4 separate regions of the Mus musculus genome follow, and regions 1, 2 and 3 are each linked to region 4. The links are chromatin loops, found by intact Hi-C in ENCODE. Cell type or tissue: gastrocnemius. All regions are shown on one strand.

Region 1 (8,000 bases), 320 kb after region 4:
GTACCATGTATATCATGTGTACCATGTATATCATGTGCACCATGTATACCACATGTACCATGTATATCATGTGCACCATATGTATCATGTGTACCATGCGCACCATGTGCACCATATGTACCATGTATATCATGTGTACCATGTATATCATGTGCACCATATGTATCATGTGTACCATGTGCACCATGTGTACCGGGGGTAATTTTTGGGTGAGAATGTCCTGAGGATAAGACTCACGCTGCCTGGAAATGCCTGCTGGAATAAGGGGACTGAGAGCAGAACTCAAAGTGAAGTCATCTGCCACCAGAATGGTGGTTCCTTCCTATAGCCCCAGCTGCAGACTTTTTTCTATCAATCTAGCCACAGCAGACACCATTCCTCCCTAAGTAAGTCATACGAAGTCCCTTGGGAAATCTCAGGCACAATGACCCACAGGGAGGCACCCAAATAGCTACATGCCAAACTGGTTCTGTAGCCACCGTGACATGCCAGGACCAGCTGGCTGCTGGGTCCTCAGAATTACACTTTCCTGGTACGCGTGCCAGCGCTTCCAACAAGGCCACGGCAGCAGCTCCCCATGCTCTTAGCAAGGCTAACTTGGCCTCTTGGCACAAAGAGGGGGCCCAAGGGAGCAAGGGGACCAGGCTGGTAGAAGGGACAGTAATCTCCCTTCAGTGGTGCTTTTAGCCAAACAGCTTTCTAGGTAGTCATCCAGTTCGCCACCCATAGTGCTGACAGGAGATATTGTCATCCTAGAACTGCAAAAGGCAAGGCAGACAAGACCCTGAGGGTGCAGGGCTGCACCTGCCTGGGGTGCCCAGACAGGCCTATGGGTGACAGGCAGGCCTATGGGTAACAGGCCACGCACTCTGCCCAAGCCCGCAGTGTTTGCAGAGCGTGCGCTATTTAGGTTCCTTTGTCATCACTGCAGGCACACTGGCTGCCGGAGTCTGACTAAAGAGAAAGAACCAGTTTAGCAAAGCTGGAGTTGGGGATAGCAGCTCGGAGCGGCCCTTGGGCATGGCAGCACCAAGAAGCTGCCTTGGCCAAGGCTTCTGAACCCAGGACTGAACTGGGATTTCAACACTTGCTTCAGAGCATCTTGAAAAAGAAAAAAAAAAAAAAAATCAAAGAGGACTCCATGGTTCAGGGTTCAGAGGCTACAATCCCTGTGTCAGGGTCAATCATGTCAATAACGATACCTTATTGGAAATGTGCTTTATAACGACACAGGGTGCTTTTGTAGACATTATCTCATGGGATCCTTGCTGCAGCCCTATGAGGCAGGCAGTTATTGTTCATCCATCTGAAAAATGAAGAATCTTAGTCTCATCAGAGTAAGTGACTTGCCCAAGGTTACAGTCTTTTAAAAGTGGTACGAACAGGCCTGAATCACTGAGTGGCCTAGAGCAGTGCCATCTTTGCAGGAAAATGGGAACTTAGAGAATAGGGCCAGGCTCTTGCTGTCTGCTGGTGACCTCAAGCAATATGGAGTTTCATGAGACTTTGTTCTTAAGAGTGGACCCAACAAAGAGCTTGTCGGTGGTCTGGTCTGGCAGGACAGGGCTCTCACAGTGTGCCTTGCCTCTTCTCGTGGCTGATGGATAGGAAGGGTTTTTCTGTTCCCCTCCATGCCTTTCCCCCTCTGAGTCAGCTCTCTGGTATTGCCCTGGCATGTCCCGGGCCCCACGCCCAGGCAGTGAGGAGACGCTGGCAGATTTCCCAGGGAATGATGCTGTCTTAACTCAAGCCAAATCTTAATTATGACCCCCTTCCCAGAGGCAGCCCAACAATAGCTACTTTGGGAGTTAGGACCTGTGGGCACTGGGTTGGTTTCCACCTACCCCTTGGACTTCCCACTACAGATGTCCCTGGATGCAGGCATGCCTTTACCATACAGCTGCACTCTAGAGGGGATGCAGAGACCCAATCCATTTTATAGACTTTGGCTGAGCCACGCTTCTACCTCAGGTCTTTGCTTGGGCTTCTGGTCACATCCAAATAGCTAGTGAGAGAGTTGCTTTTGGACAGAAAGAGAGGACAGAGAGCCAAGACTCCAGCCCGAAGCTGCCTCAGCTGTTTCTGGAGCTCTGACTCAGAGGTACTTCTCAGGAATGTTGAGCACGTGGTCCTCAGAGTCCCTTGTCCATGCTCAGAAGAGTGACCACTAAGCAGGGGGAGATTTTTACCCTCCTTTACCTCCTTGAGAATACCCGTTTCAGAGAAACCACGGCAGGTTAAGTTCATCTTGGAAGGTTCATCTTGGAAGACTCCGCAAGGAAGGAAGGAAAAAGAAAGGGTGGGAGGGAGGGAGGGAGGGAGGGAGGGAGGGAGGGAGGAAGGAAGGAAGGAAGGAAAGAAAGAAGGAAGGAAGTACCTTTCAGCCCCCAGACATCTGTCCTTATCAGTAACTGTAGCAATCGGCTTTTGAGTTCGTGTTCACCTCATCTCCCCAGCTCTGCCCTGATTTCCTTGACCTCCGGCTTCTGGGTGAAAGAGCATGCATGCCTCAGAGTTCCATAGGTTGACAGATAATCTGAGAGAAGGAGCAAGAAAGGCCGGAGGGAGCAGAGGTTAGGAGCATATCTCTGTGGTAGGATGCTTGCCTTGCATGTATGTGGCCCTGGGCTCAAACACCAGTACTGCAGTACAAAATAATAATGAATAAAAAATAAAGAGAAAAAAAGTAAAGAAACCAGTCAGACTGGACTACACCCCAACATCTCGAAAATGTCCTTCCTTTCCAAGAAAATCACCCAACCCATTTGAAGAAAAGAGAACAGGGAAGCTACACGGAGACGGCCTGGTGCCTCTCATCTCCGATGTTCATTACAATCCCTCCGACTGCAGGGAGACCTGGGAATCCTTTTACCTCCAGAACTGCAGATACTCGACACTGATTTTTCCAACTGTGGGCAAATACTTTTCTTTGCCTCTGGATTTTATTTTGTTTCTCTAAAGCCTTATGTCCCATAAAATAATCCACAGTGAAATGAGACCCAGTGAGAAGCAACTGTGGAATAGAAATCACGTCAGCAGCTTATCTCACGATGTGGTAATTAGAGGGTTGCATGCGTTCCGGGTTAGAGCCTGTGAGCTGCGACAGGGGTTGGGGGACGGGGGGGGGGGGTGCAGAGAGAGTTTGGATTGGTCACAAGCTAGTCTCAGAGTCTAGCACACTGCATGGCACAGTGTATGTGTCGGTAGATCCATGATAGAGATTTGGTACTTTTTTGCTTGACGGAGGGGAGACTAGAAGTTGCCAGTACACTCTGGCTGCTATTGGCAACTTTGGTTCTGTACCCCATTCCAGATTCAAGAATCTGAGCGGAAGAAATCAAAGCTGGAGACATCCATAGAGGATCTCTGGGTCATGGAACCTAGGAGAAAGTGGCTTTGTAAATGACTCCTCTTAAGTGGAGGTCAGCTGAGTGTGAAGTCTGCAGGCCTGCTGGCTCTCTAAAATCGGGCATAAAGCGTCCCCTAGTGGACAACAGAGTCACTGCGCTTTCATAAAGGAGCCTCGCTTCCTCACTGTGGAGGGAGGCAGGATCTCTGTGTTCTCTGTTCTTAGATGGGGGGCGGGGGCGGGGAGATCAGTCAAATCATACCACCAGCAAGATAAGCAGACCCTATCGGAATAATAGGTCATCCATTCAACAAATCAATTATTCAAAACCTTGCATCATGTACAGTACACTGTGCTCTGTTGAAAGCTATCAGGAGTGAGGGAGTCTTGCCCTTAAGGAACCTATGATCACAGTGAGAAAGCTAAAAAAAAAAAAAAAAAAAAAAAAAAAAGTTTTTTTTTTTTTTCTTTTCAGTTTTTGTTTATTTGTTTGAGATGGTGACTTGCCAAGTAGCTCATGTTGGTCTGGAACTCCCAGCAATCCTCCTGCCTTGGTCTTCCAAGTGCTGTGATTAAAAGTAGAGCTACCACGTTTGGCCTCAAAATAAAATGAACTATAAGAGTTTTTGAGTAAGCTTACAAGACACACATAGTAGATCACTTTTGCATTCTTAGCACTTGAGAAGCTAAAGCAGGAAGGAAGGTCATGAGTTTAAGATCTATCCCAGGTGTGTACCAACACCCTCTCAACAACTCTAAAATGAGCCCCTTATCAGCTGCCAACTATTTCAAAGGCTGAGTTTAGAAAAGCCCAGAGTGCTTTCTGTGCTTCAGGGTGTGGGATTTTTGTTTGTTTTCATTTTTGTCTGGTTGGTTTTGGTTTTTCAAGACAGGACCTCTGTAGCACAGGCTGGATTCAGTCCTGTGATTGCTCTGTAGCCAAGGCCAGTCTCAAACACCCTCCTGCTTCGGTCCCCTCAAAATGGGGATGATAAAATTCAATTTCTCAAGTTGCTATAAAGACTAGGGTAATATTTGAGAAATAAGTAAATATATACACACAGAAAACAACTCCATATTGAAAACTGTCCAAAAAAAAAAAAAAACAAAAAAACAAATAAGAAGCCGCCACTGTGGGTCAGCGAGATGGCTCAGTGGGTAAAGTGCTTGCTGTTTGACTCTAAGGATCTGAGTTCAGTCCCTGGACCCATGTGAAAGGTGAAGCAGAGAAGCAACCCCACAGACGTTGTCTTGTGACCCCCAGGGACACACCATGGGCACACACATGCCCTCCACATACTAACAATACATACAATTTCAAATACTTCCTTGAAAATATAATTGATGGGGTATGATGGCTCACATCTGTAATCCTAACTCTAAAGGGCTTAAACAAGAGAACTGCCTCAAAGCCAAGTCCAGTCTGAAGTGAAATCCTGTCTCAGACGAACAGAAAAATAAACAAACAAAAAATAAATAAATAAAAATAAAAAAAGGAAAAGAAAGAAAAGAAAAGGAAGAGAAAGGAAGGGAATTAAAAACATATAGCAACATTTTAAATTAAGAAACTTTATTAGCCAGGCATGTTGGCACACACCTTTAATCCCAGCACTTGGGAGGCAGAGGCAGGCAGATTTCTGAGTTCGAGGTCAGCCTGGTCTACAGAGTGAGTTCCAGGACAGCCAGGGCTACACAGAGAAACCCTGTCTCGAAACACCCACACACACACACACACACACACACACACACACACACACAAAGAAACTTTATTAATTAGTTAATTTATATTATTAATATAAATTATTAATATATATTATTATTAATTAGTTATTTTATGTGTATGGGTGTTTTACCTGCATGCATAGTTGTGTACCATGTTTGCGTATGCGCGTGCATGTGCGTGCGTGTGTGTGTGTGTGTGTGTGTGTGTGTGTGTGCCTGATGCCTGAAGAGGCTGCTGGATCCCTTGGATCTTCAGTTACATACAGCTGAGAGCCAACACAAGGATGCTGTGAATTAAACCCAGGTCCCCTGGAAGAGCAACCAGTGCTCTCCACCACGGAGCCATCTCTCCAGCCCCATAAAGAAAAAACTACATATAAGAGACTAAAATAGATGATAAGGAGATGAATAAAAATATGAGAATTAAAGTAGGGTTATCTGGCTATTGTGGGCTCATAGGCAAGGGAGAAAGGCAGGGTCCAAGTTTCTGGACTCTAAGGAAGGTCCTGAGGCACCAAGGTCCCAGGCCTGAGTTACCATAGTGCCCATCAGACATTTACACTTGAATGTCCTGTATCCGTTCAAATTCAACAAGCTCTAAATCCAAATTAATCAATCCATGATGATGATAGCTAAGGTCTGGTAGTACAAGACTATGGTCCTAACTACTCAAGAGGCTACAGCAGAAGGCTCTCTAGTTCAAGAATTCCCTGGGCTACTGAGTGTGTTTAAGGCTAGCCAGGGCAACTTAGTGAGACCTAACTCAAAAGCAAAACAAAACAAAAACCTAAGTAGAGTTATACACAGGGGATCTGAGTTCAGCCTGACTACCCAGTTTCCCAAGCATTTTCAAGTCCTTGGTGTTTATTTCAGCACCCGATCTACACTGTCCTTTCTACTGGCAATATTCCCTCTACTTCGGCTCTAACAACTAACATACTTCTCCTTCCATTTCTTCCTACTTCGAGTGTTTCTGTTTATCCAAATTACTTGCTATTAAAAGCCCCAAAGTGCTCAGCTTTTATATATAGTCTAGGCATTTATTGAGTTCTTGCTACACCCCAGGTACTAGAGTTAAACAGAAACAGATACTGACCTCCTGAGTCCTAGAGGCATAGAAGCAATTGTAAAGTTGTACTTGGGACAAGTGCTTTGAAGCAGTGATGGTTGGTGCTTTGGGGGGTGTCACTACAGAAATGTGATCCCATCAAAGGGTCAGAGCCCTGGTTGCTACTCAGAGAAAGCGGTGCTGGAAGAGAGAACTGAAGGACAAGCATAGGACGTGGTGTAGGTAGAACCATCTAAAGACAGGCATTTTTTCAAAGCCCCAGAGGTTGCTGTGACAACTATTTTCTTATACCCAATTTGTTATTTTCTTCTTGCTTCTGGTAAGTACATCTTCTTGGAGAGTCTATTTCTGAGCCACCTTTCTGTCTTCTATGTCAGTTAGGATTAAAGCTTTACAAAAGCAGGGAGACAACTATCAGTGGACTTGAGGGGACACTGTCCATCCATTCTCCGGGAGTATTGCCCTCAGAGACTCTGAAGCACTGCAGTGTTAGCCTGTACCTATATCTAACACTCACTCTCCTTTGTGTTGACCAAGTAACAGCAGAATGTCCAGCTTCGGGCAGAGACTTATGTCTGTCCTTGGTGGAGGAATCTTCTCACCTTGTGCTGGAGTTGCAGGTTTCATCATGGTGGGTGAGAGTGGAAGCAGTCTTCCTTGTGGGCTCCCTGGGAGCTTCAGAGTGTTAGACCCTGAAGGAACTCGAGGTTGGTTGTAAAAGGGCAGTGCAGTTTAACTAGGGCCTGTAGGTGCTTTCCCACCTCTCTCTCTCTCTTGCCACTCTACACCAGAGTCTCCTTTCTACCCCTCAAGTATACTGACAGTTTTTTTGGGTTTTTTTTAAAAGAATTACTTATTTGTTGCTATCTTCAGACACACCAGGAAGGGGCATCAGATCCCATTACAGACAGTTGTGAGCCACCATGTGGTTGCTGGGAATTGAACTCAGGACCTCTGAAAGAGCAGCCAGTGCTCTTAACTGCTGAGCTAGCTCTCCAGCCCATACTGACAGTTTTTAATAATAGTTTTTATTTGTGTGTGTGTGTGTGTGTGTGTGTGTGTGTGATGTGCAATGTGTGCTTGCAGTGCCCTCGGAGGCCAGAGCACACTGAACTCCTTGGAACTAGAGTTAAAGGCAGTTGTGAGATACCATGTGGGTACCTGAACCAAACGCCATAAGTTCATTTTACTTTCTCAGCAGTAGAAGTGAGTCTGAAATTACTTTTCTTGGTTCATTGCCTTCCTATAGAAATGTAAACTCCACAAAGGCAGGGATTTTGCTGGATTCTTCCTTCCTATGTTCCAAGTGAGAAGAGCAGAGCAAAGTGTTCAGTCAAATGGATGGATGGATGGATGTGTGAATGGATGGATGGATGGATGGATAGATAGATGGATGGATGGATGAATGGATGGATAGATGAATGTGTGGATGTGTGGGTGGATGGATGGATGTGTGGATGGATGAATGGATGGATGTGAATGGATGGATGGATGTGAATGGATGGATGGATGGATGTGTAGATGGATGGATGGATGGATAGATGTGTGGATGGGTGGGTGGGTGGATGATGGATGGATGGATGAATGAATGTGTGGATGTGTGGGTGGGTGGATAGATTTGACCTCTGAGTAAAGTCTGGACACAGTGCCTTTGAAGCTAAGGTCACATTGACTTTAAGGTTTCAATTTACATCCCATGAAATCATCCCTATGGCCTTTCATTGTGTAGCCCTGGCTGTCCTGGAGCTAGTTCTAACTCTGTAGACCAGGCTGTCCTGAAACACAGAGATCTGCCTGCCTCTGCCTCCCAAATGCTGGGGTTGAAAGTGTGTGCCACCACTGCGTGACGTTTTGTTTTTC
Region 2 (8,000 bases), 720 kb before region 4:
CACCCCTGCATCTCCCTTCATCATCCATGGGTTAACAGTGATTCACTCTAACTTTGCACAAACTTAGAAACTGCAGAGTATTAAAGTATGTATCCTTGTATTTTATTGTAATCTCAAAGACCTCGTGGATTATGCTAGGGACACAAGGAATTTGGTTGCACAGGTTTAGGTAAAGAGCAAAATGCTCACCAGAAAAAAGTATTTGCCAAGAAGATTAGACCCTAGGCTGGCAATCTGTAACTGCACATACGTGAGCCATTAGTTATGTACACTTGTTTTATTCATAATTTGTCATGTTTGGGGTTACCAAAGTAATTCTAATGATGGGTGAATATAACAAAAAAAAATCTTTTACCTCATCTTAAAACAGCCACTGATCCATCTCATTCAGTACAATAGTCAATGTTAAAAGGAACATAAAACAAACATGCACACCATGGCACGGTTTTCATAAACGTCTATTTCATCATTGGTGGGTAGCACATTTAACAGTTAAATACATTTAAATAATGTATAGGGGGCCGCACCACGGCAGCACTGATAACCATCCAACTAGGAACCAGCCAACAGTGACTGTCTAAATATTTAAAATACAGCTCTTGCTTCATCATCCTTTGATGTGATCACCTTCTGGGGGAAGGAAGGGGAGCCTGCTGGTCGCATGGAAATATATTAAGGCCAAATCTTCTGATATTCGTTCCCAGAGGTTTCTTTTAACTGGATTAAGCCTCCAATTCCAAGGCAAGCCCAAGTTTGTGGCCTCCAGCATTAAAGCTCTTCCCGTCTACCAGAGCAGACAGTGTAAGCTTCACACCTGTGAACAAAGCAAACCACCATGATGGGCCTGAGAGCACTCCACCCTGCCGGCCCTTCCTCAGCACGCAGCCTCCACACTGACTCCAGCCAGCAGAGAGCACCTAGATCAACAGTGGTGCTAAAAACTGATGGTCAACACCATCTGAGGGCACAGGGAGGTTAGTAATAAATAACAAGTTCAAAATGCCCTAAAAGCCATGTTCTAAAAACCGTCTTCACTGGACTACTCAGACTAAATTAACACTGGAGACCAGATCACAACTGAAGCCTAAAAGAGGCACCCAGGGACACAGGACACAGTAGGTAAGTTAGTGCTCGTCTGAGATAGCACGTCGGGAACTGGCCCCTTCAGTGTTCACTTTCATTTTCTTTAGGTTTTAAAAGTCTAGATAAAATGTAGGTGGGGGAAGCAGGTGCCCCATTAGGAAAGTTGGGATACCAGGGCTTTTGGACCTTGTTGATCAACTGCTCTAAGCAGCTGTGAGCTCCAGAGCCCATTAGAAATACAAAATTCTCCATCTCAGACCTACAAGGTGGGAAGCTGCATATGACCCAGACCACGCCCAAGTTTGGAGCTGCTCTGGTATCTGTTACCTGAAGGGAACTAACCTTTGACCTGAGACAGTAGACACCAGTGAGGAACTACATAATGGTAAAACAGTGAAGAGTGGGGCTTTTTACAATGAGGCAGCAGTGCTTATTCAGAGCAGGCACTTAAATAAGGAGTAAGGGGGAGGGGCAGGTGTGATAAGCTATGAGGCTTAAAAGGGTCACAAAATAATAAACTAAAAATGTAATTTTGAAGCCAGGAAGTGGTGGCACACACCATTAATCCCAGCACTTGGGAGGCAGGGGAGGTGGATTTCTGAGTTCAAGGCCAGCCTGGTCTACAGAGTGAGTTCCAGGACAGCCAGATACACAGACAAACCCTGTCTCAGGAAAAAAAAAAAAATGTAATTTTGAAAATAACGTACAAATGGAGAAACGGCTCAGCAGTTAAGAGCACTGGCTGCTCTACCAGAGGTCCTGAGTTCAATTCCCATCACCCACCCTTCTGTATCTGTAATCCCATGGGATCAGATGCCCTCTTCTAGTGTGCAGATATACCAACAGACAAAACATACATAAACTTAAATAAATGAATCTTTTTAAAGGGATTTGAGAGGGAGCTGTAAAACAAAACTTATTTATCAAAGATACTTACCAGGCCTCAGAGTCTGAGTATAGCCCACTCCAATTAAACTAGAGTTGTTGACCTTTGCCTAGAAAGAGAGAAAAAAACATTTCTGAAGGGAGACAAAGTTCTTGGAAATTTCCCCATCATGGAACTGTGAAGCCTGTGCCTTTAGGTCAATGAGATACTAAAATATTATTATGTACTAAGTAAACACCAAGTGCCACTTGAACATTAGATATGAATTCAAAATCCAATCGTCAGCAGAACCTGATATTCTTTACACACCTTAGGATGTGTATACAGCTCCTGACATAATCCACAGCCTAAAAAATACACTAAAAAAACTCACAAAAACAAGTAACTATGTCACTGATGGCACCTGTCAGACTCACTAGAGGTGAGAGCCATCTTTGAATACATAGTAGGAAGTTTATGAGCTCAGCATCACTACTTCCTCCATCCTCACGGCTGGCTGGCTGGCTGGCTGGCTGGCTGGCTTCCTTCCTTCCTCACACTCTGACCGCTAAGCTGCTGGACTTGGCTTTAACTAGTTGAGGCTTGACGAGGAGCATGGTTTATCAACTCCTTATCTCCCTGACAATTTAGGATGGCGGTCCCAGGCCTTCCAGAGCCCAGAGGAGCGCTGGAGAGCAAGTATGTTAAGCGGCATGCTGGGAACTGGTTCTAATGCCTTGTCTTATTTTGGCTCCCAAAAGCCGTGCTCCCAGCACTAAGAGTTCCTGCTCCCAGCTGCCTTCGACTGATAATAAAGAACTACCATACAGCCAATGGCTGGGCAAGGAGATGGGACAGGACTTTTAGACTGTGAAGGCAAGGGACCGAGGGGAGAAGAGAATCACCATGACTCCAGAGAGAGGAATGAGATTTAAGAGCCACAGAGGAAAAACCATCCAGCAATGTAGGTGGAAAGGGAAAGCAGCCCTCTGTGTGTGTGTGTGGGGGGGGGGGGGGCCGGGGAGGGAGGAGATGCTGCCCAGATGGTAACAGGACAACAAAAGTAAAACATAGATTTAGAAGGTGTAAAGCCAGGAATACTGGAAGGAAAATGTGTGCTAGCCACAGGGAGGATTAGAAATGCCCAGCCATTGAGCTAGTCAAGGCATATCAAAATTTGTTGGTGTGTGTCTTTCACTCTTCAAGCCAAAGGGCTGCTGGGCAGGAACATGCACGACCCACATTCCTTCTAATGTCAGTCTCCACGACCTCAGCTAACATCTCCACTAAGCCACCTTCATGCTAACAGAGGTATCCAAACTGTTACATCTTCACCTACAAATACAGAACACAAATAGCCTGCAAGCCACAGGATGCACAGGTAAGCGGGGGGGGGGGGGGGAAGAGGCTGGGGGAGCCCACTCCCCTCCCCTCAACCCCAGAGCTAGCTCCTCAGCATCCTGGGGCTACAGGTATAAAGGGAGCAGCAGCAGCGTGCTGTGTGAGTGGATATGCAGTGATTCAGTGACTCTAGTCCTGTCATACACAAGATAAAACCAGTGCTTCTGGCGCTGCTCTACTTGGGTGTGAAATGCTGTATTTATTTCCACAAGGACTGTGAGCTGAAAGGTGTTTCTGATGGCTGGCATACCATCTGTCATAGTGCCACAAGCATACATCTGACAAGAACACTTAATGTAAAAGAGACCACTGTGCTGAGAAGAGTGTACCAGTCACAGATGCACCACTGACTGGTAAAAGAGAAAAGCATTCTGGGTACTTTTCACACTATCTCTGCTTATAAATCTTTAAACATAAAGCAAAAGATAGGGCTAAAATATAACTGCTTAAAGCTTCAAAACTCGAGACTGGAGAGATGGCTCAGCAGTTAAGAGCACTGGCTGCTCTTCCAGAAGTCCTGAGTTCAATTCCCAGCAACCACATGGTGGGCTCATAACCATCTATAATGAGATCTGATGCCCTCTTCTGGCATGCAGGTGTACATGCACATAAGAGCACTCATGCATAAAATAAATAACTTTTTAAAAGGTATCAAAACATACTGTCCTTGGAGTTCAAGAGTACTTTATGTAACGGAAGTAACTTGCCTGACTTTAACTTCCCATCATCCTAGCACATACAGTACAGACCGTTCCTGACACACAGGAACAGCTGATGAGCTACCAGAACTGGAAGCCGATTCTCTGCCCCTCACAGCACTTCTATCTCAACCCACTGTGACTAAAGACAGAAACAGGAGAAAAGGGCCAAGATTCAGACAAGAGTGGCCATCTCATTTTGCCCTTAGCAGAGGGGAGGAAGTCCTGGAGGTCAGGGTTTTAGGCAACAGTCCCTCCCAGTAAGATATTCTACTCGCCCTAGACAGGATTAAGGTCAAAACATTAGGTCTAGTCCTGGCTTTACTTACGCCACGCCACCCCACCACCAAACGTAATATTTAGTCCTCTCTTTCGGTCAAACTAGAGTCTCTTCACCTGTAAAAATGGTGTTAGACTAGTGACTTCTCAGATAAAATCTAAAGGTACTTTATAAACTATAAAAAGACAAAGTCAAAGAAAGTACTATTATTCTCCAACAAAAATACAAGCCACCCAAGCAAGGCTCCACATGCTGGTTACCTGGAGCTTAGGCATATTAGCAAAACTAACTCAATCAGCTCTCTAAGTAAGTGAACTTCTGTGATTGTTATTATTTTTCTTTTTTTTTTAAAGATTTATTTATTTATATGTAAGTACACTGTAGCTGTCATCAGACACCCCAGAAGGGGGCATCAGATCTCATTACGGATGGTTGTGAGCCACCACGTGGTTGCTGGGATTTAAACTCACAACCTTTGGAAGAGCAGTCAGTGCTCTTAACTGCTGAGCCATCTCTCCAGCCCCATTATTATTTTTCTATTTTATTTATCAATTATTATTCTGTGATTATTAGTTATTTTTCTATTACTGTGGTCAGACACCATGACCAAGGTAGCTTATGAAGAAAGCACTTAAATTTGGGGCTCCTGATTCAAGAGGGTGAGTCCGTGACCATCATGGCGGGAAGGAAGCATGGCAGCAGGCAGGCAGGCAGGCAGGGTGCTGGAGAAGTAGCTGAGCTTACATCTGATCCATAAACATGAGGCTTTTGAAACCTCAAAATCTACCCCAATCTCTTGCAACAAGGTCACACCTCTTAATACATTCTCACCAAGTGGAGACAGTGCATGGGGGGGGGGGGGGGCACACCATTTTCATCCAAATCACCAGAGATCTAGCTTGCAAGTCAAACCTCTATCGCAGTTTCCATAGGAAAAGGAGTATTCCAATTCCAATCCCATCAGTAAACATGGGACTGCATGAATCCCAGGGAAGGTTTCTACATCATCCCAGAGTAATTCCCACAACCAGAAAGCCCCATCCTAAGCCCAAGAGGTACTCACAGAGATAGAAGCAGTAGGATCCAACTGGTATTTAGCTGCAATGCCAAAACGAGTGCAGTTGGTACCTGATGTCCAAGCGAGGTTTACTGAAGTGTCAAAATCTTCACATACTTTCTGATAAATTGATCCTCCAAATTCTGTCCCATTATTTCTATAAGATATTTTGAATTAGAATCTAAAATAGACAGTAACCACTTCTAAGGTACTGGGCAATACTGTAGCAGGTGTAGCTACTACTAGAACTGAGCAGGTAACACAGGCACAGTGCTTGCCTAGTGTGCCAGAAACCCTGGGTTCCTTCAATAGAGCTGAGGGTAGGGAAGGGTGGCATCACTCATGCTAGTCTATGAAGCTCCACTGAAAACTGTCAAGTCTTTTCTGGTGTGGCTGAGACAGGGTGAGTCTTACTCTGTAGCCCAGGCTAGACTCCTTCCCCACAATCCTTCTGTTCCCCAACCCCCTTATTTTTTTTTTTTAAGACAGGGTCTCTTTATATGGTCCTGCTGTCCTGGAACTCACTATGTAGAGTGAGATCCGTCCTCCTCTGTCTCAGGAGTGCTGGGATTAAGGGTATGGAACGCTCGCTTGCTCACTCACTCACTCACTCACTCACTCACACACACACACACACACACACACACATTGAGGTTCACTCACTCACTCACTCACACACACATTGAGGTTGTGGTTCAATGACTGAATTCTGCCTATCCAGATGAATCCCTGCATTCAACTCCCAAGCAGCACCACACACATACTTGTGCACACACACAAAAGTGAACAGCAAAATATAAATAAGATTATATATATCTAGGCAGTGAGTTTCAGGTCAGGAAGGGCCACACAAGAGACTTTAAAAAAAACAAAAAGCTATGTTATCGGCCAGGCAGTGGTGGCGCCCGCCTTTAATCCCAGCACTTGGGAGGCAGAGGCAGGCAGATTTCTGAGTTCGAGGCCAGCTTGGTCTACAGAGCGAGTTCCAGGACAGCCAGGGCTACACAGAGAAACCCTGGGGGGGGGGGGGGGGCGCCACATGTTATCTAGGAGTAGAGAGGTGTCTTATAGGGTCTTTAGGACCTTGCCACCAAGCCTAAGGACCTGAGCTCAATCCCTGGGACACTCAATTCCCCACTAATCTCTACATATGTGCCCTAACAAACAGATAAACACATACAAAAAATGTTTAAATTATGTGTCTATCTGGTAGGATTATGAGAAAGTTTTCTTTTGTGCTCCCGTTATTTACTAGTATACTATTTTGTCAAGGCTGGGATGGTTCAGCAGTTAAGAACACTGGCTGTTCTTCCAAGTCCTGAGTTCAATTCCCAGCAACCACACTGGTGGCTCACAACCATCTATGTGATCTGATGCCCCCTCTTCTGGTAATCGGGTATATATGTAGATAGACCACGCATATACATAAAATAAATAAATCTTTTAAAAGTATACAGTTTTGTCAAAGAAAAAACAGTTAAGTCCTTTCTATAGTATCTAACTTGAGTTGGGTAAAAATGTCATACCCTGCCCCCTCTTTTAAGAAAGGAACTATGTAGCTCTAGCCAACCTAAACTCACTATGTAGACTAACATGACCTCAATCTCTGAAAGATACAGCTGCCACTGCCTTCCAAATTAGGATTAAAGGTGTGAGGCTCCACAACTCACCGAACAGCATGAGTGAGGATGTTAAGATCGTCCTATCAACCCAGGATCCCACATCCCACAGGTCATTCTGTCAGAGAAGGCACTGATGGCAGACTGCCAAGGCTAACACCTCTACAAAAGGCATAAACCCAAGCCTGACAGCATGAGCGGCACAAGCATCCACAGCACATGCTTCTGAGGGCCACCCACGGCAAGAGAAATCCTTCAAACTAAACACTCATCAAAAGACATGGTGTCACACACCATCCTCTGAGAACCTGCACCTCAACAGCTCGTAAGGAACTTACACATTTGTGTGTAGCTGGAAGTCCCCAGTCCTGTAGCCGACTGCAAAGTTACTCCTTGTCAGCTTTGACTTGGCACTGTCAAAGGTCATTTGGTACCCAGCAAGCCAGCCCTCGTAACCAAAGACAGCTGACCCATGGATGGCAGGTCCAGCAAAATCAAAGTCAACATCACAGCCGAGGTTTATACACTCCCTCTTGTAAGCAGACTTGATTTTACCACTTTTCTTTCTGGAAAAAGAAGACACTTATTTGAAACAGGTGACAAAGATTTATACATATAACTGCATGGTTGGCATGAAACAGATTTAAACAAACTGCACTGTGACAATTACAGGGTTAAAAACAGCCAAATAAATTAAAGAAAACAACCCACATGGGCTAACAGGACTGAGCTGTGCTGTGTACAACTTGCAATCACAACGGCCTCAGAAACGGTAGGAAGCGTGGCCACAATGAGAGTTCATTCTGAAAGCAAGGCCCTGGCAGTGTCGAGCAGTGGTCAAAGGCAGAATTGATGCCGCTGTAAGCGCAGACAAGGCCTGTAAGCTCAATGCACACCAAACACCAGCACTTACCCTGTGTTCGGTGAAAAGGTGGTGTCAAAAGTCAGTTTCAAACCTTGACAAATCTATTTCAGAGGAAAAAGAATTCATGTTCAG
Region 3 (8,000 bases), 100 kb after region 4:
GCCCAGGAAGCTACTACCAAAACCAGCCTAGGAAATGGGCCCACGTAGACACCATGTAAGACCACCAACACTGAACCATGACGACATCTGTGCAATATCAATAAAAACACCATGTAAGACCATCAACACTGAACCATGAGGACATCTGTGCAATATCAATAAAAACTTTTTTCTCTATAAGAAACCAGCAGCTATGTGTTGCTCATATCCCATAGGAGGCATACATAACATTACCAGATCAGCGATTCCCAAAGCCAATCCCCATAGAAGATTTAAGACCTGGTTCTGGTTCTGGTTGTCAAAGGGCAAATGAGAGTCAGTAACTTCCCACTGGAGCCTCAAGTTCTACATCTGCCATGTGATCTCAATGTCCCTAATTCTAAATGTCATGACTCAAAGAAGCCACTTACCAGGAATCTCATCATCAAAAGCCTCATTGGAAAGTGTAAAGAAATGTTGAAAACTGGAACCACCAATCCTACTTATGTATAGTGACCCAATTTAGTCATTAACCAACCTGACTTCTTTTACTGACATTAAATAAGAAAACATACCAAAGGAAGTAAATATAATTCTTGTCTTAACGTGTTTCTAGACTTATTACTTGGAGTAAATACTTGTGTACATGATCATTACACAATGTTTTTGTTTCTAGGATCTATAACTAAAAGATACTCCCCAAGTACATCATGGGAAAGATGATACATGATAAATGTATTCATGCTACTTGATGGGAAAGAATTACGAAAAGATTTGAGGGCCTAGAGAGATGGCTGAGCAGTTAAGAGCACTTGTTGCTCCGCCAGAAACTATGGGTTCAAATTCCCAGCATCCACATGGCTGCTCACAACCATCTACAACTGCGGTTCCAGGGCATCCAATACCCTCTTCTGGGTTCTGAGGGCACTAGGCATACGAGCAGTGCGACGCATCCATACGCATAAATTTTTTTTTAAGTTTTAAAAATTTGAAATTCGAATCAGATTTAAAAACACAGAACCATTTCTTGGTCTAAGGAGACAGGAGAGTACTTGCCATGCCAGCATGAAGACCCTAGTTGATCCTGAGCACCCAAGTAAAACACTCATCATGGGCCAGCAATGGTGGCGCATGCCTTTAATTCCAGCACTCAGGAGGTAGAGACAGGTGGATCTCTGTGAACTCAAGGCCAGCCTGGTCTACAGTTAAGTTCCAGGACAACCAAGACGATGTAGAGAAACTCTGACTCAAAAAAAAACAAAAACAAAAAAAAAAACAAAAGCAGCAACCCAGCATGGCAGTATGTGCTTATAATTGAGGAGGCAGAGACAAGCAAATCTCTTGGGCTCACTGGCCAGCTAACCTACCCAAAAAATGGCAAGCCCTGCATCCCAGTGAGACATCCTGGCTCCAAAACTAATGTGGATGGCTCCTGAGGGACAATACCCAAGTTGACCTCTGTCTTCCTCAAGAAAATGTACTTCTGTGTGTGTGTGTGTGTGTGTGTGTGTGTGTGTGTGTGTGAGAGAGAGAGAGAGAGAGAGAGAGAGTGCACACATACACAATTTTTAAATAATTTTTAGGAGTAAATACTACTTTTGTTACTAAGAGAGAGAAAGGCAAGAACCTAACAAGGTTCTAATTCTGCAATTTTCTCCTTAGCAAGTCTCACCACGCATGTACAAACTATTTACTACAAGTCACATCTCATCAATTCATCCCAACTGCACTTACCTCTCCTCCATTCTCAGCCTGTCTGTCACACAGGCTAATTTCATGGAATTTCATGCACAAGTGCTGGCTTATGATTCCACTCAACTTAGGAATGAAAATCAAGACCTGCCTCTAGTTAATCACATAAAAGCTACAGAAGCCACCTGGAAATGGAGACTGTAAAAGCAGACCTGCCTCTCACACATGCTGCCACTTGCTGCTCAATTCTCCCCATCTCTCTGCGCTTACTTACTCGTAGCTGTTCAAGGTCTGGTGGAGGAGGCGGGAAGTCAGGCTCCTGAGGTTGGAAGGCTTCTCTGACCTTGGCCACAGCTCCCAGGATCCGATATCCTGAGTCCAGGAAGCTCTTTTGCAGGCCTAAACACAAGACACTCATTTTCAGCTGGGTAGGTCAGTGCCCAGAGCACTGCCTGTCCAGCAGAAGAACTGGTTCCCACTAACAAGGTTGGATGTGGAGCTGCCGGGGGGAATCATGGGCATGGAAAAAGGAAGGAGGACAAGTCAGAGGCCCTGAGGAAGTGTCACAGGATGGCTGCTCTTACAGTGGTGAGGATGCCTTTGGACTGTAAAAGTAACGAGTTCTTGGAGAACGCTGGGTGTGAATGCTTGGCTTGGGCAGTACCCATCACTTCTCTTATGATGAGGCGGTCATGAGATAGGTCTGAGGAGTGCAGAGCATGGGAGATGGCAGTTTCAGATTAGGTTCCTAACTCCCCAGAGTCCATCTCACCTTTCTGTCTACATCTGTGCTCTAGTTGGCGTTCAGCGTGTTAACCCTTATCTTGAACTGCTAAGCTATGAGAAACTCCAAGGAGGAGACAAAATCCATCCACAGAGATGGAGGACTGGGAATTTGAGGAAGAGTCTGCTGAGGCCAGAAGTGAGTCTAGCAGCCTAGATTCTCACTGATGAGATGGAAAATGTTGCTTTCCAAAAAGAAAGGAATATACATGATTTGCAACCCAAAGAAGTGGCTGCAACTATTAACTCCTTTGGTGGTACTAAAACTATGGTCAAAATGTAGCTGAAGAAAATTCAAATTCTCTCATGTAGGGCCTAAGAGGCCAAAGTTGCTTGAAGCTCTCTAGATCTGACAAAAACAAAATTCTCTACAGAGAAAAGAGAAAGATCATTATATGCAAGAAAAGTAAAAGAGACGTGGTAGCAACTTCATGAACTAAATGGTTGGCAGATAACTAGCATTTATTTTAAAGTTTCCAAAATTAGGACTATCAGCAGGGATAGCAAGTCAGACAATATCAGGAAATGGTAGAGAACCTGATTCAGAAACTGAAAGGCCTGACAAGACCGTAAAAATATTGAACAGAAGAAAACCTAAATGTCTGCATTCTGTAACTCATTTTGTAACTCTGCCCTGACTGACCTCAAACTGACAGCTATTCTTCTGCTTCAGCCTCCTGGGTGTTGAGATGACAAGAGAGAGAGCACCAAACCACGCACTGTCCATATGTTCCCTCCCCGATTTTATATACCCTGGTTGTGGATAGCTACTCTTTTCCTATTTCCACCGAGTTAGCCTAGCAATTGGAATGAAAGGCACCATGCACTGTTCCTTACCAGGGTCAGAGATGTTTCCAGCCACAGCCTTGGCATCCATCACCATGGGGGAGATTGTTTTGCTCAGTTCATCAGAGGCAGCTTTCACAGCCTCTCGGAACTTCGGGTCCTCAGAGTTCTCTACCTCCCTCTTAGCAACCAGCAGAATCCGGTTGGCCCGACGAGCAATACTGGTTGCTCCAGCGACCAGCATCTGAGGCTGAATATTGGCCATGGCTACCTTACACTTGTCCAGGTCTTTTTTAATTGCTTCTTCAGAAGCATCCAACAGAGACTTGGTATCAATAGCCTCGTCCACCAGCCCTGTCAGGAGAACAGAAATGGAGCTGAATTTGCTTTTAGAAGAACAAAGATTTGAAAACACTGTTGTCTGTTTGCATCTCATGAGAAAGTACAACACTCAGAATTCTCTTCTCAGTTCAAAGCTCTTACTACAAAATTGAGAGCTTTCAAGAGAACAAAATAACTTTAAAAAACAGAAGTGCAAGCAGTACAGCCCAGAAGGTCATTTGGCCTCAGGAGTTATACTGACCGTGGTCACTGGCCCTCTTAAATCCACCACAGACAAGCAGACACGCAAAGACATCAGGAGGAACCGGACTGAGTCTAAAACCTTCACCGCATCCCCAGCACAGTATCTGCTAATAACACTCTCTCCCTTCCGGGCTCACTCTCCACCACCTGTTGATTGTTGGCAGCTTGAAGTGCCCAAGACGAGCCACACGGAGGACTCCAGTAACCTAACAGCCTGTTTCTTACTTCTGTTACCTAGCTTTCGACACTTTGGGAGCTCCGCTTTCATCACTGACTGCTGTAGACCCCTGACAGCAGGTTCTACAGGGACAGCGAAGAGCCTACACTCCTCATTTCTGCCTTTCTGTCCTGTCCCTCTACAGAGAACTCAGAGGCACTTCTGCAGTCGTACAGGCACAGATGTCTCCTCTTTTTTTTTTTTTTTAGAACTATGTAGTTGATAAGTTGGAGGAAACTCTGAGACAAGCTGGGTTAAATGGTAGCTATTGTGGTTCCTTGAAATGTGAACCCTCTGAAAATGACAGGGACACTTACTGTATCCACAAACACCGCCTCCCAGCCTCTGAAACCAAACTCTAGCTGGGACTGAGCAAAGACACTATTCAAAGAGAAGATAGGGGCTATAACAATGAACATCACACCGGAGGGCGGTTCTCAAATAAAGACGCTCACACAGCCTCTCATCCAACAAAGTAGCAGAGCTTGAATGAGAAGCCGCCACTGCTCAACAGCCTAATCAGAGCCCAGCACACTGTCAAGCTCTGACTGTCCCTTTATCCAATTACAGCTGATATAACCGGTCCTGCTTGAGGTCCTCAGAACTCATGCATCAGCCCAAAGGCATTCTGCAGAACTCTACCTGTCATTTTTTCAACATTATCAATCCACTGGTTCTTCATGGTCTCAAAATGTTCATAAGCAGCCTGGTTACCAGGGTTCCTCAGTAAGATCCGAGCAGCGGAGATGACCTGTCAATAACAAAGCAATTTTCAAATTCCAGGGTGCCAGCACAGTCCAAATACAAACCCAGAGTAAAGCTTTTCTCCATTTCACCTATAGATGGCACCAGAAAACCAAAATTGGCAAGCCTCGTCAGGCTAAATGCATTAAGTCTGATGCCATGAGCATACCCCAGAGTGGGCCCTTCCCTAGTTCTAAGAAAAAAATAAGGTGTCAAAGTAAATGAGCATTCATTTAATATTTCAGAAGAACAACAAAACTGGCATATACTTAATAGTTGATGTCTTGATATCAACTCTTTCATCTTAAAAAATATAAATGTGGTTAGACAAGGTACTTCAATCCTGTAATTTCCAGCTTGAGGCAGGGGATTTTCAAGTTCAAAATGCAGCCTAGGCAAAATTTGTGTTAAAAAACTGAATGTGGGGGCTGGAGAGATGACTCAGCAGTTAAGAGCACTGACTGCTCTTCCAAAGGTCCTGAGTTCAATTCCCAGCAACCACATGGTAGCTCACAACCATCCATAATGAGATCTGACACCCTCTTCTGGAGTGTCTGAAGACAGCTATAGTGTACTCACATATAATAAATAAATAAATCTTAAAAAAAAAAAAAAAAAAACTGAATGTGGTGGTATAATCCCCTAAATGTCAGCACTTGGAAGTGAAAGCAGGCTGAAGGACTCCAAACTGAAATGGTAGCCTGGACAATCTACATACCAAGGCCAGAGGGAAGAAGGGGAGGGGAGAGAGAGGGGAGAGGGAAGAGGGAAAAAGAGAGAGAGAGAGAGAGAGATATTAATTGGTTGATTGATTAATTGATTGATTGATTGCTGGGGGCTGTACACATGCTTTTAATCCTTGCACTGGGGAGACAGGCAGGCAGAACTCTGAGTTCACGACCAATCCATTCTACACAGTGAAATTCCAGGCCATTGGGGCTTCATAGTAAAACCTTGTCTATAAAATAGAATATCAGCGTGCAACAAAACATTATTCAAATTGATTAATGAATAATAGTGATTAAAATACACAATTAACCAATTACTCAAAATTCTTTTAGAATAACATTAACTAAAATATCTGCTTTCACAAACTGCTTTCACATTCATACATACGGAATCTTTACTACAACCCCATGAGAGGTGAGGTAGGTTAACATCTTCTCTTCCAAACTACAAAAATCAAGACACCCAAGAGGTTCCCAGGCAGTCAGTGTCGGTGTTGGGGGAAGAAATCCTGAGTGCCTGGCAGTGCATAGTGCATACACGTGTGTGTTTATTCCTCAAACTTTGCACTGTGAAGGAGTAAGCATCACAGAAGGAGAAGCTAGGAGACATCTGAGCCCAGATCTGTCTCTGAAGTCCTCGATCTTTCCAAAGCGGGAGTTTTAGGTCTAGTTTTCTGCATTGGTTTTTGTTTTTGGAAGCACAAAGACAACTGTATTATAGTTTAAAACAAAAAGCACAGCACAGGCAAGCTGTAAAACCAGCAGCTACCTGGAGGAGTCGAACGAAGGAGAAGACAGAAGCCATCTAAGCTGGCAGAGAGGTCAAACACATGGGAGACAAGCAGCACATGGGAAGGAGAGGTGCTTTAGAAAAAAAGCAAAACCAAAATATTGGCAGGAAAGCCCAAAGTGTTAAAGAAAACATGTTGGAATAGAGGTAGAAAAAAGTAAAGGAAAAGTTGATTTTTCTGAATAATTCAGAAAAGGAGGAGACTTATTGTGCCCAAATGACTGTAGCCCTTAAACTTCTGTCTTTCTGGGGGTGTTGTTGTTGTTGTTGTTTGTTTTTCTGGTTTTTGTTGTTGTTGTTGTTGTTTTTAATCTCACTTTTGTTCTGAGAGATGGCTCAGCAGTTAAGAGAACTGACTGTTCTTACAGAGGTCCAGAGTTCAATTCCCAGCAACCACATGGCAGCTCACAACCATCTGCAATGGCATCCGATGCCCTCTTCTGGTATGTCTGAAGACAGCTACAGTGTACTCATACACATAAAAAAAAATGAAGATTTGTTTTAGAGAAAATCTCTTTAATAAAAAAAAGAAAGAACATTTGAACAATATAATAAATAAATCAGCTTTTACAACCTGAACTGATGACATTCTCTTCTGTGCCCTCAGCCAGAGGGCGCTGCATATGGGTTTGCATGTGTGTTATGCTAATAGATGGTAAAAACAGGAAAAAAAGTTCGTATTTTATGAAATTTTCTGAAAAGGCTAGATAAAGCCAGCATAGTGGCACATGCCTCCATCCCAACACTAGAGGAAATGGTGTGAGTTCAAGACCAGCCTGGGCTTCATAACAAGATCCACTCTTAACAACGTTTTTGTTTTTTATTAAACGAGTGTGACTTTTCCACATGGACTGAGGCATGTAACTCCATGGTGGTGGAAGGTATTTTTGCCTTGAGTTCCATTCCTAATGATGGGAAAGAGAAAGGGAAGGAAACCAGAGAAACAGGCAACATGGGCACACACACAGACCATTTCCCTCCCCTCCCCAGAGAAGTTCAACAAAAGCTAGAATCAGGGGGCTGGAGAGATGGCTCAGCAGTTAAGAGCACCGACTGCTCTTCTAGAGTTCCTGAGTTCAATTCTCAGCAACCACATGGTGGCTCACAACCATCTGTAATGGGGTCTGATGCCCTTTTCTGATGTGTCTGAAGAGAGCAATGGTGTACTCATATACACAAAATAAATAAATAAAATCTTTAAAAAAAAAAAAAAAAAGCTAGAATCACAGACTTATACAGCCCAGCAGAACTCCCAGTAAGATTTCTCTGTATTAATAGATGGGGGAAAAGCAAGTCTGCAAAACCTCACACTGAATGCTGAGCTAATGTGTCTAAGGAAGCTAGCCAGGTGTGGTTTAGTACACCTGTAGTCCTCGCATTAGATCATTTTAGTCCAGTGTGACTACAAATCAGAAGCCTGCTTCAGAAAAGAGGGGTTTGAGAGGGAAGGGGAAGCTGGCTGATTTATCAGAACTCTCATTTCCAGCCTTTTGTTTCCCAACTTCCTGGCTATAGTTTGGTTCCATAATGATGGATACCAAACTATACCTGAGTTAGCTATGCAGTTAAATAGAAACTATACCTGAGTTAGCTATGCAGTTAGATAGAAACTATACCTGAGTTAGCTATGCAGTTAGATACAAAAGAAAAATAAGCAATGGAAACACCTATTTTTTTTTAATCTCTTCAAAGAGAT
Region 4 (8,000 bases):
ACATAATAAAGGTTGTGTATGGCTTTATCATGGAATATATTGTTTTCTCTGTCTATTGTAATTGAGAGTTTTGCTGGGTATAGTAGAATGGGCTGGCATTTGTGTTCTCTTAGGGTCTGTATAACATCTGTCCAGGATCTTCTAGCTTTCATAGTCTCTGGTGAGAAGTCTGGTGTAATTCTGATAGGTCTGCTTTTATATGTGACTTGACCTTCTTCCCTTACTGATTTTAATATTCTTTGACTGGTGGGTGTTTTGATTATTATGTGACAGGAGGAATTTCTTTTCTGGTCCAGTCTACTTGGAGTTCTATAGGCTTCTTGTATGTTCCTGGTTATCTCTTTCTTTAGGTTAAGGAAGTTTTCTTCTATAATTTTGTTGAAGATATTTACTGGCCCTTTAAGTTGGGAATCTTCACTCTCTTCTATACCTATTATCCTTAGATTTGATCTTTTCATTGTGTCTTGGATTTCCTGGATGTTTTGGGTTAGGAGCTTTTTGCTTTTTGCATTTTCTTTCACTGTTGTGTCAATGATTTCTATGGTACCTTCTGCACCTGAGATTCTCTCTTCTACCTCTTGTATTCTGTTGGTGATGCTTGCAATTATGACTCCTGATCTCTCTCCTACGTTTTCTAACTCCAGGGCTTCCTCCCTTTGTGATTTCTTTATTGTTTCTATTTCCATTTTTAGATCTTATCTTAGATGGTTTTGTTCATTTCCTTCGCCTGTTTGATTGTGTTTTCCTGTAATTCTTTAAGGGATTTTTGTGTTTCCTCTTTAAGGGTTTCTAGCTGTTTACTTGTGTTCTCCTGTATTTCTTTAAGGAAGTTATTTATATCTTTCTTAAAGTCCTCTATCACCGTCAGAAGAAGTGATTTTAGGTCCAAAACTTTTCTGGTGTGATGGTGTATCCAGGACTTGCTATGGTGGGAGAATTGGGTTCTGATGATGCCAAGTAACCTTGGTTTCTGTTGCTTATGTTCTTATGCTGGCCTCCAGACATCTGGTTATCACTAGTGCTACCTGCCCTTGATATCTGACTGGAGCCTGTCCTTCCTGTGATCCTGGTTGTGTCAAAGCTCCTGGGAGTAAAGCTGCCTCTGGGATCCTGAGATCCTGGGGTGACCAAGCCCCTGGGAATCCTGTGTTGTGTTAGAGCTCCTGGGAGTGGAGCTTCCTCTGGGTGTTGTAGGACTGGCTTCAGAGTTCCGGCCCAAGATCTATTCAGGGCTCTGGCCCAGACCAGATGGAACCCATGCCACTGGTCAGGTGGAGTTCCTGTGTCCCTGGATACCGCAGGGCCCAGTTACTCCTGGTGGTGTTGGGATAGATGTTGTGTCCTTCTCACCTCTGATCCTATGATTCTGGGTGAATTTGAGTGCCTGGGAGTGGAACTTCCTCTGGGTGTTGTGGGACTGGCTGCAAAGTTCGGGTCCAAGGTCTGATCAGGGCTCCGGCCCAGACCAGAAGGAACCCATGTCACTGGTCAGGCAGGGTTCCTCTAAAAGTCTTTATCTCTTCAAATAGCCACCAATAGCAGCTAGGTCATGGTGGAACATGCCTTTAATCATCATTTGGGAGGCAGAGATAAGTGGATCTCTGCAAATTCCAGGCCAGCCTGGTCTACAGAGTGAGTTACAGGGCAGCCAGGGCTATACAGAGAAACTCTGTCTCAAAACAACAACAACAACAACAACAAAAAAGCCCAAAACAAACAAAAAAAATCAATGCAAAAACAAACAAAAGCCAGTAATAACAGAAACAAAAACTAACTTTCTTCCAGGATAATTAAAACAATAATTAAAACGAGAAAACAGAAAAATTCTCAGCTTTACTGTCCTACAAAAAAATAAAATAGAAGCAATGACTCAAACCAGATTACTTTTTAAAATCATAGTAAAAATTTATTTTCAACAATTTAGCCAAACATATACCAAGAGAATTTTGAAGGACATACACCAACTAGCCACAAATCCTCGATTCATTCATCCATTTACCAACATTTCTAACAGGAATCAATAGCCTGGTCAATACTTAAAACCTGAGAACATGAATTTATTAGCATTACTTTGATTCCAAAAGTTTCAGTGACGTAATCCTTCTAAGGTATCTATATGAAGCAATTCTGGAAGTGGGGAATACAACTCTGAGGTAGAGTGCTTAGCTGGCACACACGAGCCCAGCTTCCACCCCAAGCACTAGAGATAATAATATTAACAGATTTCGAAAAGGCAGAGGACTTAAAAGTATAGGCTACATGTCACTGCATAACTCTCAACTGTCTTAGTTAGGATTTTACTATTGTGAACAGACACTTTGACCAAGGCAACTCTTACAAGGACAACATTCAGTTGGGGCTGGCTTATTGGTTCATAAGTTCAGTCCATTATCATCATGAGATAGCATGGCAGCCTCCAGGCGGGCATGATGCAGGAGGAGGTGAGAGTTCTACATCTTCATCTGAAGGACACTAGAAGATTGGCTCTCAAGTGGTTAGAACGGGGGTCTCAAAGCCCTCTGCCAGTGATGCACCTACTCCAACAAGGCCACACCTACTAATAGTACCACTTCCTGGACCAAGCATATTCAGACCACCACATCAACCAAAGGGAAAAGTTTAATAATTCCCCTTTTACCATAATACTTAACATAAGTATTGTTACTAGAATGAGAAATATCTGTAAGTCCTCTACTGAATGTGCAGCATGGTCTATGAGGACTGTAAAACTATGACAAAAGGCTTTAAAAAACAGCAATACATTAAAACAAGTTCAAATCAAGCATTACAGTAGTATTACCATAGTACCTCACCTCATTGGTAGAGATAAAAATTCAGTCATAGCATTGCTATTCAAAGACAAAGTTAAAGACTATAAGAAAATTTTCTAACTTCAACTGAAAGGTAAGAAAGCCTGATCTCATACAACAGTGATTCTGTAAGTGCTTCCAATGGCATCTGCATTTATGTTTCGCTCTCATGGCCAGGCACAAATATAGATTGATAGGGGCTGGGAAGACGGTTCAGTGAGTAAGCATGCCCACTGCACAAGCGGGAGAACGCTGAGTTTGAATCCTCAGCAGCCATGTAGACAGTCAGGTGTGACTGTCTAGGACTGCAATCCTAGAGCTTGGGGGAAGGGAAGATGGAAACAGAAGGAGCTCTGAGGCTTTCTGCATGCACACACACAATGTGAGATGTTAGAAACACATTTTCATTCTCTCTGTCACCTTCCCGTCCCCTCTTTTCCCTGGGAACCATCCTCCTGCTTTACCCTCCCAAGCACAAGGCTGACAGACATGTCCCACCATATACAGGTTAATCTTTTTCTTTTCCTTTTCTTTTCTTTTCTTTTCTTTTTTTTTTTTTTTTTTTTGGTTTTTCGAGACAGGGTTTCTCTGTGTAGCCCTGGCTGTCCTGGAACTCAGAAATCCGCCTGCCTCTGCCTCCCAAGTGCTAGGATTAAAGGCGTGCGCCACCACCTCTCAGCCACAGTTTAAATCTTACCACCACCTCTCGGCCACAGTTTAAATCTTAAAACCATCTCCTGTGACAGGGTGATCTAAGTTCAAGGAGAAGTGAATTTCATCAACTAGGTATTGTGACTACAACGGTCATTCAACTGGTTAAGTCGACATAATTATTGCACCACATAGTTATTTTGTTCCAAACATATAAGAACATGTGCAAAAGTTGTCTTTCAACTTTATAAAACTAAAGAACTTACTGGCAACCAAGTGTAATTTTCTAATCAGACATAATGGCCCACACTTGGAATAAAGAAAGGAGGGCTATTTTTCTAGTCTCCACAGACACCAGACTCAAATGTGGTGCAAATATATATGCAGGCAAAACACACATACACGTTTTAAAAAAAAATCAGAATTTCTTTTAGGAAAAGAGAAAAGGGGGGAGTTGTTTCTCAGGACTATGGGTAGAGCTCAGAGTCTGGCAACCTGTGGTTTAACCTTCAGCTCCTCAAAACAAAAGCGTCTCTGGGCAGCACGCACATGAGGTAAGCACTGGAGAACAGGAGACAAGAAGAGAAGAGAGTCTAAGGCCAACCTGGGCTACACACTGAGACCTTGTATGTCTCTGTGTGTGTGCGCACACACACACACACAAACACACACACACACAGCTTAAGCTTTGTTTGTACAGCCGAAACAAAGTATCAAACAAGTAGATTCTCTAACAGGCTAATTACAGCACTACTGCTTAACATGAAAAATGAACTCAAGTTTATGATATTTGAATACTTCCTTCTTAAAAAATTCATCCATGTCCCCAAAATAGTATGTCCAAATGATTCTAGATCTTCTATGCTTATTATATACTTATTAATCACAATGTCATAAAGAGGTGAAACAGCGCCATCTGGTGGCTATCACCTTCGTCTTAACATAATTTTCCACATTGACCTTATAAATATTTCTTAAAACTGCAACAGGAGGAAATAATAAAATATTACTACAAAAGAATAATGAAATGTAATCAAGTTAGCAAGCAAAAGTACTCTTGGAAATTGAATCAAGATCGTGGCACTGTTTTAGCTGCTGAGAAGCTAAATAGCACTATTAGACTGCCATTAGGACTAAAAATCACCTCGGAACTTAGCCTGTGGTCTTCAATAGTTTTCAAGTACCAACTTTACTATAAAAATTAAATTTATACAATCTAATAAAGAGAAAGAAATATGAGCAATCCTTTTCACAAAAGGCAGCAGCACTGATTACTTGTTTAAGTTTCATATGCATATTTATATATTATATACATTATATTTCTGAATATATTTATAAACCACTATATGTATTACATATTATATTTACATATAAAGTATGACTAAATAAGTGACTGAATGTTTTAAGGCTGATCCCAAGCGTCACTAACAGGGAAAGCTTTCTGAATACTCAGAGTGTGCTGGTTATTGTCCAGAACACAAATCAGGTCATGAACTAAAATAGACATGAACCGCCTACAGAAAGGAATATGAAGGAATTGGAAACAAAAGAAAAAGCAGATACTTAAGTTGGTAAATTTTATATCTACCTTTTACAGGTAATCAAAGCAGGATCAAAGCCCAAAACAAAGTGTACCATACTCCCTGACCTAACTTTATTTTCTTGTATAACTGTGTGAATGCAGTATGTGGGTGCTCACAGTGTGTACTTCCTCCTGTCTCCACCCGACTTGCACCAGTGCTGGGGTTAGCCACGCATGCGTCCTGGCTTTGACATAGGTGTTAGGGATAACCCGAGGGCCCCACGCTTGCACCATGCCCACTGAGCCATCTCTCCGAGCACTAGCTAGACGTATTTCCAACAACTATTGGTTTAATCATATATCATAGTGGTCTTATTTTCTACTGAGAACCTTCCAGTCAGTGCAATTTTCTTTTTAATTTTTCCCTTCTCCTAATGGGAAAGAAATAAACACCTCAGTTTGTATACGTTTTTTGAAATTGTGATCACTGACTTTGCCTTAACACAAAAGATTAAAATAAACTTGATCTCTCCTCCTTGTATTAAAATGTGAATAAATTCAAGAGAATATTTTTTGCAAAAAAAGAAAAGAAAAGAAAGAAAATGTCATTAGTAAGTTAAAACTTTAAAGCAAAAGAAACGATAATTAACAAGCACATTAGAGCAAATTTAAAACCAAAGCTAACAGGGCAAGAAAAAAGGTATCTGTCCCACGTCCCTGAGAGGAGACACAAGTACAAAGCAACAAGCCTGACTGATTGGAAGATTGGGGGGGGGGGGTAGGGGGAGGACACAGGGAACTCTTACTTCTACTTTTAAAAAATGTAAGTAAAATCCTAGCTCATTAACATTTCTTCCTGAAGTAGCTGAACCCCTGGCACGCTGGTAGCCAAGTCTTAGCCTCTGCTGGTATAGTACTGGAAAATTCTACCTAAGAAAACAAAAACCCATGGATGCTGCCTCCTGGGGCCATAGCAAGGAAGACTCACTAGAATTAAAGCACTCTCCACAGGCTTTCCAGTGGTACCCTCTGCCCATACACAAGAGACGCTATCAGTCCGTTTCTCTTACCACAGGATCTGAATGACTCTCCAGAAACTACAGTATACATACATGCATATATAAAGACATGGATGAACTCAGAGGGACCAGAACCAAGAAAAGAACATGAGGAAAGTTTGTTTTAAGCAAAATTAAAAGGTGGCAATGGAGCAAGTTAGAAATGAGGTAGAGACGGAGACCAAGTACACCATGGCACAATCAATCACAGGAAACCCTATCTACACACACAGATGGAAAGGGCACATATGTTAAAAAAAAAAATACCCACTCAAACGCCTGGATAGGATGCCATTTCTATTGTCCTTAAAGCCGGACCTGGTGGCACACACCTTTAATCCCAGCACTCTTTGCATTTGAAACTAGCCTGGTCCATAGAGCAAGTTTCAAGCATCCAGAACTATACAGTGAGACCCTGCTCAGAAAACATCGCCACCCACAAAAAAGGTTATAAAGCAATACGCTACACTACTGAGAGTCATAATTTCTTTTTGAAGATTGGTGGGCAAAATTGGATTTTATTCTCTATATTTTTTCAAAAGTCAGTTAGTTCTGAATAAAAATAAGCATTTTAGAGAAGATGTTGTTACGTCTTTCATATAGTCTCTTTATGTTCTGGCCAAACGGGCCTTGCTGAGACTCACTAACAAGATAAATAAGCTATATTTAGATCAAGCACAACCTTTGGCAGAAAGAACACGCCAGCCTATGAAAAGAGACCTAGATCCTTCTAGCCCAATGTACTGTCATACCCAGCAGGGTGAGCCTCAGTAACCACCAGACTCAATTTTTCACCAATTAAGTAATTTAATTACACATCGTTTAGGTGCAAGTAGCAGAGTCCACAGTCTAAAATGCAGTTTCTATCTTTAATCCAGTATCTAATCTTCTGTAAATATTCCAAGTTATATAAAATACAAAACAATACTTAAGTTCTAGTCTCAAAGAGGTCACACTGCTAAAGCAGGCAAAGTCTTACACACAGGGTATCGACAGTATTTTGTAGAGAAAGCTGACTAACATACAGAATTCTGTTTCAGTTTTTCAGATTTGTCTTTGGAATGTATGGTGGGATTACCCAGGTTTCATCTTAATGTTCTATTTCTTGTGCCTAGGTTCTCACATCTTAGCACGCACCACAATCATCTGCAGGGAGGGCTCTGCTTTAGAAAATATTAGCTACTCAGTCAAATTATTCCTTGAGAAAACTCTAATCTAGGTAATATCTGATGAGCCCTTTCTGAACTAACCCTTGGGCTATGTCCTCAAAAGCCCAGCAGTGGGAGAACTCTACCCTCATTAACACATATGTTTCCTCACTCCCAGCCATCATTTGAGGCTACCTTCCATAAGAAGCCGTCAGATCAGTGTGGTGTGGATCAGTCCAGTGTCATCGCCTCTTCCCTACCCTGATGCTGTCTCTTCACAATTCCCTTCTTCTAAGCCCGTTCCTCAGCTACAGCCCATTTGTCCTTTCTTGTAATCAGACCTAAGCCAGCTCTACATCAAGTTTATTTATCTCTTGTTGCAATGGCCCCGGAATAATGCCAGGTTTTATTGCTTCTTTTAAAAAGATTTATTTTTATTTCATATGTACATTTTGTCTACATATAAGCATGTGGGCCTGATGCCAGAAGAAGGTGCAGCATCCCCTGGAATGGAAATGACAGACATTCTGAAGTCACCAGTCGGGTTCTAGAAATTGAGAAGCAAATGATGGTCCATCCTTTCGTCTCAGCTCCAAACTTTATCTCTGTAACTCCTTCCATGGGTGTTTGGTTCCAGCCCGGGGATCCATCCCATAATCAGCCTCCAAATGCTGACACCATTGCATAGACTAGCAAGATTTTGCTGAAAGGACCCTGATATAGCTGTCTCTTGTGAGGCTATGCCAGGGCCTAGCAAACACAGAAGTGGATGCTCACAGTCAGCTATTGGATGGATCACAGGGCCCCCAAT

What was found. Hi-C counts contacts between places; a loop is a spot of excess contacts. Peaks named below come from ENCODE experiments on the same cell type or tissue, not always from the same donor. Only the 100,000 strongest peaks of a DNase experiment are listed, where the experiment ranks them.
Region 1: a loop joins it to region 4, with 3 times the contacts of the local background. A loop is called at or near these places in 9 of 42 quality-filtered maps.
Region 2: a loop joins it to region 4, with 4 times the contacts of the local background. A loop is called at or near these places in 12 of 42 quality-filtered maps.
Region 3: it touches region 4 in a loop (2.4-fold over the local background); 2 of 42 quality-filtered maps call a loop at or near these places.

Annotation. Positions count from the first base shown.
Region 1 is chr14:20,799,221-20,807,220 of GRCm38, reverse strand. No RefSeq gene overlaps it. Among named protein-coding and RNA genes, the nearest start is that of Gm30108, 9.0 kb to the right of the region's middle. In gastrocnemius, a CTCF peak has its summit at 3,477 (motif pointing left); DNase peaks (open chromatin) are centred at 564, 1,708 and 3,484; H3K4me3 peaks cover 484 bases; H3K27ac peaks cover 4,663 bases.
Region 2 is chr14:21,837,960-21,845,959 of GRCm38, reverse strand. It overlaps Vdac2 (voltage-dependent anion channel 2), which reads right to left. Exons shown (of 10, transcript NM_011695.2): 6 at 7,917-7,969; 7 at 7,342-7,569; 8 at 5,391-5,541; 9 at 2,021-2,078; 10 at 81-814. The coding sequence ends at 723. Comtd1 (catechol-O-methyltransferase domain containing 1) reads left to right here. Exons shown (of 7, transcript NM_026965.2): 7 at 1-99. Among named protein-coding and RNA genes, the nearest start is that of A430057M04Rik, 5.6 kb to the left of the region's middle. In gastrocnemius, a CTCF peak has its summit at 3,933 (motif pointing left); a DNase peak (open chromatin) is centred at 7,180; H3K4me3 peaks cover 1,174 bases; H3K27ac peaks cover 4,025 bases.
Region 3 is chr14:21,016,073-21,024,072 of GRCm38, reverse strand. Vcl (vinculin) reads right to left here. Exons shown (of 21, transcript NM_009502.5): 15 at 4,685-4,793; 16 at 3,292-3,594; 17 at 1,946-2,070. Among named protein-coding and RNA genes, the nearest start is that of Ap3m1, 32 kb to the left of the region's middle. In gastrocnemius, a CTCF peak has its summit at 4,888 (motif pointing right); a DNase peak (open chromatin) is centred at 4,892; H3K27ac peaks cover 1,022 bases.
Region 4 is chr14:21,117,045-21,125,044 of GRCm38, reverse strand. All of the region lies in intron 3 of Adk (adenosine kinase), which reads right to left. Among named protein-coding and RNA genes, the nearest start is that of Adk, 68 kb to the right of the region's middle. In gastrocnemius, a CTCF peak has its summit at 4,382 (motif pointing left); a DNase peak (open chromatin) is centred at 4,373; H3K4me3 peaks cover 310 bases; H3K27ac peaks cover 3,113 bases.